Linked DNA regions of Homo sapiens: region 2 is linked to region 1. Evidence: read pairs that join two places in POLR2A ChIA-PET (ENCODE). Cell type or tissue: GM12878. All regions are shown on one strand.

Region 1 (4,000 bases):
CCTCCTGCCTCAGCCTCCTGAGTAGCCGGGAATACAGCCATGTGCCACCATACTTTGCTAATTGTTTTTTGTGTATTTTTTTTTTTTTTTTTTCTACTTTTTATACTGATGCAGGTCTTGCTGTTACCCAGGCTGGTTTCAAAGTCCTGGCCCTGAGCAATCATCCTGGCTCACAAAGTGCTGGGATTACAGGTGTGAACCACTATGCCCAGCCACAACTTCTATTTTTAAAAAAGCACTATTAAGTAGGAAAAAAAAGCAGTATATAACACAGTATGTCAATTATCTGGAAAACTGAAATCAGTTACTGACTGCCAGTCAGCTCATGTGAAACACTTGTACCACCCTGATACAGTTTGGCTCTGTGTTCCCACCCAAATCTCATCTTGTAGCTCCCATAGTTCCCATGTGTTGTGGGAGGAACCCGATGGGAGACGAGTCATGGGGGCGGGTCTTTCCCATGCTGTTCTCATGATAGTGAATGAGTCTCATGAGATCTGATGGTTTTAAAAACGGGACTTTCCCTGCACAAGCTCTCTTCTCTTGTCTGCCACCATGTGAGACATGCCTTTTGCCTTCTGCCATGATTGTGAGGCTTCCCCAGCCACGTGGAACTGTAAGTCCAATTAAACCTTTCTTTTGCAAATTGCCTGGTCTCAGGTATGTCTTTATCAGCAGCATGAAAACGGATTAATATAGTAAACTGGTACCAGTAGAGTGGGGCACTGCTGAAAAGATACCCAAAAATGTGGAAGTGGCTTTGGAACTGGGTAACAGGCAGAGACTGGAACGGTCTGGAGGGCTCAGAAGGAGGCAGGAAAATGTGGGAATTTGGAACTGGGTAACAGGCAGAGACTGGAACAGTCTGGAGGGCTCAGAAGGAGACAGGAAGATAGGGAGTTTGGAATTCCCTAGAGACATGTTGAATGGCTTTGACCAAAATGCTAATAATGATATGGACAATGAAATCCAGGCTGAGGTGGTCTCAGATGGAGATGAGGAATGTGTTAGGAACTACAGCAAAGGTGGGTCTTGTTACGTTTTAGCAAAGATACTGGTGGCATTCTGCCCCTCCCTAGAGATTTGTGGAACTTGGAAGTTGAGAGAGATGACTTAGGGTATCTGGTGGAAAAAATTTCTAAGCAGCAAACCATTGAAGAGGTGACCTGGGTGCTGTTAAAGGCATTCAGTTTTATAAGGGAAAGAGTATAAATGTTTGGAAAATTTGCAGCCTGACAATGTGATAGGAAAGAAAATCCCATTTTCTGAGGAGAAGTTCAAGTCAGCTGCAGAAATTTGCATAAGTAATGAGGAGTCAAATGTTAATTCCAAGACAATGTGGAAAATGTCTCCAGGGCATGTCAGAGACCTTTGCAGCAGCCCCTCCCATCTCAGGCCTGGAGGTTCAGAAGGAAAAAATGGTTTCATGGGCTGGGCCCAGGGTCCCTCTGCCCTATGCAGTCTAGGGACTTGGTGCTCTGGGTCCCAGCCGCTCCAGCTGTGACTAAACGGGGTCAAGGTACAGCTCAGGCTGTGGCCTCAGAGGGTGGAAGCCTCAAGTCTTGGCAGCTTCCATGTGGTGTTGAGCCTGCAGGTGCACAGAAGTCAAGAATTGAAGTTTGGGAACCTCTGCTTAGATTTCAGAAGATGTATAGAAACACCTGAATGCCCAGGCAAAAGTTTGCTGCAGGGGTGGGGCTCTCATGGAGAACCTCTGCTAGGGCAGTGAGGAAGGAAAATGTGGGGTCAGAGCCCTCCCCCAACAGAATCCTACTGGGTCACCTCTCAGTGGAGCTGTGAGAAGAGGGCCACCATCCTCCAGACCCCAGAATGGTAGATCCACTGACAGTTTGTACCGTGCGCCTGGAAAACCCGCAGACACTCAACAACAGCCTGTGAAAGCAGTCAGGAGGGAGGCTGTACCCTGCAAAACCACAGGGGCAGAACTGCTTGAGACCAAAGGATGTTGCATCAGCATGGCCTGGATTCAAGACATGGAGTCAAAGGAGATCATTTTGAAGCTTTAAGATTTGACTGCCCTGCTGGATTTTGAATTTGCATGGGGGCCTGGAGCCCCTTTGTTTTGGCCAATTTCTCCCATTTGGAACAGCTATATTTACCCAATGCCTGTACCCCCACTGTATCTAGGAGGTAACTAACTTGCTTTTGATTTTACAGGCTCACAGGTGGAAGGGACTTGTCTCAGATAAGACTTTGGACTGTGGACTTTTGAGTTGAGACTTTGGGGGTTAACTACTCAAAACCAGTTGGAAAGGCATGATTGGTTTTGAAATGTGAAGATACGAGATTTGAGAGGGGCCAGGGGCAGAATGATATGGTTTGGCTCTGTGTCCTCACACAAATCTCATCTTATAGCTCCCATAATTCCCATGTGTTGTGGCAGGGACCTGGTGGGAGATGACTAAATCATGGGGGTGGGTGTTTTTCGTGATGTTCTTGTGACAGTAAGTCTCATGAGATCTCATGGTTTTAAAAACGGGAATTTCCCTGCACAAGCTCTCTTCTCTTGTCTGCTGTCATGTGAGATGTGCCTTCTGCCACGATTGTGAGGCTTCCCCAGCCACGTGGAACTGTAAGTCCAACTAAACCTTTCTTTTGTAAACTGCCCGGTCTCAGGTATGTCTTTATAGGCAGTGTGAAAACGGACTAATATACACCCTCATTAGTCTACTTCATTTATTGTCTTTTACTATAGAGTTTATGTGCATGGCTGTGGTATTACCTAAGTATAATATCATCTCTAGTTTATTAATTTCTGTAAGGCAAAGCCTAGCACAACACTCAGTGTTGGTTTAAAAATAAAATGAAAAAGGAAGGGGGCTAGTTACGTGTTTTGAGAGAATTAATGGAATAGCTAATTTTGACCTACACGTGAAAACAGAAAGTCCATCTTGTAGTTTTAATTACTCAAAACCAGTTTACTTAAAGTTGACTAAAATGTGTACTAAATGGATAGGCTCGTCTCTGAAATAGAAACAGCTGTGTCTTTCAGAAGACTGATTAGACTAAGTGGCAGAGCTGGACACCACTGCTATAGAAAAGAATGTGCAGGGGCAAGAAGAGGGGGTGGTTAAAGATGCAGTAATGGCAACAGCTGAACCTTCAAGAAAAAAAAATTGGCTAAGGACAGGAAAAAATATTCCTTCTTCTTAGTTATATATATTTCTATTTAAAGGGGAAGCCAACAGAGCTGGGGGAAAGGAAGGGAGGGATGTGTACACTGAAGTAACTGGCGTTGGTAATATATTTACACAGGACCCCAGTTTTAAAAAAAAGGGTGGGGGTGAACAAATACCTTCATTTACCTTATAGTTTACTTACCTGGGTCCTTGAGGCATAAGTGAAATAGCTATTCTGTAGTGTGAGCTCTCTGCCCCAAGCAAAAGGCAACCTCCCTTCAAAGTCTGACAGGTTTTTTCAGTCAATTGTATCAGGTTGAATTACATGACACTGACATTTTTGTATGTCAAAGGCAGAATATTGGCAATTTCATGTGGTCCTAAAGCAACAATCCCCCCTCAAGTGATTACAATGGTAGACCTTAAGGCTTTCTGTTTTTCTAGGGCAGTAAGTCTCAAAGTTAAGTGTGCAGTAGAATTACCTTGGAGGGCCTGTTAAAACAAAATGCTGGGCTTCAATCCGGGTGTTAAGGGTTCAGCGGGTCCGGGTCAGCTTCCCAAATTTGCATTTCTAACAAAGTCTCAGGTCGTCCTGGGATCTCACACTAAGAACCTCTGTTCTAGTCTGAAGGCTGAACTAGGAAGCTGTCAATACCGCTAACACACACAAAAAACTCATCATCATTCCCCCAGGTGTTCATTTGTCCTCCATCTCTGAATAAGTCTTCCATTTTACTTGGGTACTATGCTAAGGAACTGGCTTACTTTCAACTTCTTTTTTGGGGGGTCTTATTCCAATGTTAGGGAATCTCTTTTGAAATCCACAACATTCTCCAACACTGAAAGCAAGGAGGTAGTTT
Region 2 (4,000 bases), 63 kb before region 1:
GTCCTGGAACATATGCCCCTTGGATAAAATGAGACTACTACATTATTACCATTTTATAGATTCTGAAGATATATGAGAGTATCGGAGAACATGGGAGATACTAGGTTTATTGAAATGTTGTAATCTATCAATTACATTAAGAAATCAAAATTTAGAAAAATGCTATTTGAGGAACTGATGCCTTCCTTTGGTAATGGATACGATCCATTAACATTGGATAATGTTAATTCATTAGCTTTCTCTTTTTGCCTTGGCTAACTGGAATCTCAAAAACTTATTTAATGATTGACACATTTTGTCTTGGTTTTTCTTTAATTTTTAAAGTTCCTATAGTATTTTAAAGTTTACTTGTAAAAGGTGTGGTATAAAAATAATTATAGTTGGTATAACTGGTGATCTTCCCTATCTAAGAAAATGGAGGACCTAAATAGTAGTCAGATGTAATTTGATAAATTAAGCCTTGAGTTCAGACAGTAACATAAGAGAGAGAGAAGGACACTGAGTGTGTTATCAAAGAGTCAAGATATACACAAAATTTTGTTGTCATTTGGACCTTTGAAGATATATCCCTGGTTAGAGTAAGTGGAGGAAGACTCAGGAAATAAACTATTAAGGAGAACCCTGGGGACGAAGTGAGGAATGTGCATTAAACACAGATAAAAATACAGATTAAACCTCAATTTCAGGTGGCTGGAAAAATATACGATCTCATCCAAGGGTTTTCAAACTTCTCTGTGCCATGAATAAATATTTTCCCAAAATGACATTTCAAGCAGGATTACATTGGTACCTCTCCCAGAAGCAGAGAGATAAACTCCAGTTCACTACAAGAGAAACTTAAGAAATACTTCCCTCTTACTCTAAGTTCACGATAATTCACTTCTACTGGTCTGAAATAACTGGCTCACAAAGTCTCTCCTAGTAAGTGTGATGTTCTGATTTCACCATTGGTTGCAACCCAGCGTCGGATCCCAATGGTCTCTAGGCAGAATCTGTCCTCTTGTTTGATGTCATCAGTAGTCATCTTGTCAAGGTGGAATGAGTCCCACCTTATCCTCCCAGTAGAGAGGATAAGAATTACCAGGTAATTTTTCTCTCTCCAGCTTTTTTTGAATGACAACAAAATGCAGAAGTGTGGCCAGGGAGAATAATAAAGAACAGGGAAATCGAGGGGAAAAAAGTAAGGATCAGCCAAAAAAAAAAAAAAAAAAAAAAAAAAAGGTTTGAACATTGTAAGCAGAAGGTCACTTAAACCAAGGCAATTTTGGGAGAGGTTCTGAGCAACTTTTTCATAGAACAGACTCAGAACCCTAAGAGGTACAAGCATTGACCAAGAAGATAGGAAATCACTAAACTTAAATGTAGATCAAATACAGAGGTAAATGTTTTATTATACCATGAGCTCCAAAAGGAATAAAGATAGCCATTACTTAAAGGCCTTTCTACAAAAAATAAAATGAAGGAAAATTTTGGAGAGAAAGGGAAGAAATGAGATGCTGCCCAATTGGAACACACAAACGAGCAGATACCTGATCCAGGCAGAAGGCATAGAGTTGCTGTGAGGAACACTGAATTTACAGATCAGCAAGATGCTGCAGCTTCATCTATTTGTTCTTCTGGCATTTCATTCCCCAGCTCAGGAAGTCAACTTCCTGAGAGTTGAGAAACAGAACATAGGTGGTCTTATTAAAGGACAGCTTGTTTCAACCACAACAAAAATAAATAAATAAATAAATAAATAAATAAATAAATAAATAAATAAATGGATGCAAGTCAAATTTGAAATAATTAGCTCTTCTTTAAATTGATTTGAAGTTGTCCACCTTTTTCTTTACTGTCTATGTATTGAAAGCCATTTTTCTCCTAGGGAAACATCAAGGGACTTGGCCTTAGAAAGTACGAGATTGATAAGTGCAAAACTGAAAAAAGATCAGAGGAAACTACCCAATGCAGTATGACAACTGTCCCTTAAATGAGAATTAATACTATGGTAAATCAATCTATTGGGCTGGCTTGCTCTTTAGAATTCCATGAGAAAAAAAAAAATCACAGTGGAAACCTAGTTTACTCCTTACTATTTTCAATGTATAATTAATGACAAGATCTATGGAAGTTTACAGAGATTCTTGATGGCTAGTAACAGAATAAATTGAACACATTCTTAATAGGAGTTTGCATTTGAAATATTACCTTGTGAATATCTGCAATATTAATATTGCATTTGTAATCACTGAAACACAGTGCACCTGGTTCTGTTTCAGAAAAAATGTAAGCCCAACTTCTAATTAGTAAAACGTAAGTGGGATTTCCTTGGTTTACCCTAATTTTTTTTTTTTTTTAAAGAGAGAGAGAATTAAGGTAAAGTGTTTCCTTGGAGCAATAACAGAGAGAACATCACAAACTTTTATCTTGGTGTCTCAAGGTCCTATGTCCTGATTGCCCCATATTGCTAGAAGGAAACAGGAAGGCTTGAGAAGTCTCATGCTCATTTGAAAGAGAAAGTCATTAAGCACAAAGATACCCAAAGGCTTTGGACAACATCTGCTCTAGAATGCAGCTGATCCATTACGCAGAATTAGAGAGTCCATAGCTAGGCACTAAAAGCAAAGAAGTCAATTTCTGAGAGTAGTCCCATCTGTGGAATGATTCATTCCAGTTTAGTAATAAACTAGATGCTCTCAGCAGTGTTAGGAGTGAACTAATGTCCCTTTCCAGAACACCTGTCCTATCTTGCATTTTCTCACTGTCAGGGGCCATTACAGGTATTGTGAGGCTTGAAGTTTATACATTTTTAGGGGGCCTCTATAAAAAAACTAAATTATTATAAAAAAATTAGTTAGAAAAGTGAAGATTTCAAATGAGATAAGGAATTATAATAAATTACAAACCTTGAAAAGCTGACATAGACATCACAAAATCAATGTAAACAACACAATGTTTTATTAATTGTCTGATATACACTATACTTCTTCTTTTCCCACAATTTGTTTGGCGTAAAACCTTTGAAGGGCACTTGTTCATACTGACAATTTTCTAATATCTCTAAAAAGGTAATGGAAACAAAATTTAGTCTGAAACATGGCTGATGAAATTTGTGTTACAGGACTGATAGTTTTTTTAAAAAACTTCTGCCTTCACAACTTATTACTGGTAATGAGATGCAGTATGTTAAGATGCATAAAACATGACTTCACATGTCATGAAGCTGTATAGCTGTTAGGAGTACTTGTACAGGCTTTGCGCCCTACATACATAGAAAATGTGATAAATTTCACACAAATTCCATCAAAAAAGAAAAATATGATTATGCATTGATAATTATATATGTGCATTTCTGAAAATATACTTACAGAACACAACTTCCATTTTGTCTAGGTATTAATGAGAATTGAATTTACCTCTTGAAATGTTACATATCTGAGAGTTGGAAGGCTTTCCCACAGGCCATTTGGCTCCATATATTTCAAACATTGTTTCTCTATTTAATTACCCATTTACTTCAATGCCAGCTGCAAGACGACATGTTTATATCATGTACAACATCTAGCTTTTCACCTTTTTTACAGTTTCAGAGAGTTAGCCTGGTGGGCAAGATTATTTCTAAAACCTGTTGTGTGTCCCACATGCACAGATCCCACAAAACACAGCAGAAATAGATTTCCAACTCAAGTTTCCTTAGTTGGAACCTCTTAACGCCTGTAGCCACTCCATTACCTCCCCAACACTAGGGGAAGAGTGACAGAAAGTTGGGGAGTGAATAGAGGCCAACGTCTTAATCAATGGCAGTCAAATATTTTATTTTGTAAATCTTATGAAAATATACGAATATGCAATTGCATTACTAGAACCCCTCCCAGAGCCTTTAAAGGAGCTCATGTGTGCAGTGATGAGCCTTGAAGCTGAAGTTTCATTAGTTTCACTCTAAACCTACATTTTCGTGCTAGCACATCAGCACAGTTGGGCAATATTGGGTCTGCTCCTACCCTCTGTGCTCATGGCC

The links. ChIA-PET counts read pairs that join two places held together with the same protein. Peaks named below come from ENCODE experiments on the same cell type or tissue, not always from the same donor. Only the 100,000 strongest peaks of a DNase experiment are listed, where the experiment ranks them.
Region 2: POLR2A ChIA-PET joins it to region 1 with 5 read pairs; 4 of 35 experiments call an interaction of 5 or more read pairs at or near these places.

The regions. Positions count from the first base shown.
Region 1 is chr2:138,521,750-138,525,749 of GRCh38, reverse strand. All of the region lies in intron 1 of SPOPL (speckle type BTB/POZ protein like), which reads right to left. Among named protein-coding and RNA genes, the nearest start is that of SPOPL, 22 kb to the right of the region's middle. RefSeq lists enhancers at 1,481-1,570, 1,581-1,630. In GM12878, no CTCF peak of the experiment used is centred here; DNase peaks (open chromatin) are centred at 2,479 and 2,955; H3K4me3 peaks cover 2,169 bases; H3K27ac peaks cover 2,540 bases.
Region 2 is chr2:138,585,070-138,589,069 of GRCh38, reverse strand. No RefSeq gene overlaps it. Among named protein-coding and RNA genes, the nearest start is that of LINC02631, 15 kb to the left of the region's middle. In GM12878, no CTCF peak of the experiment used is centred here; no DNase peak of the experiment used is centred here.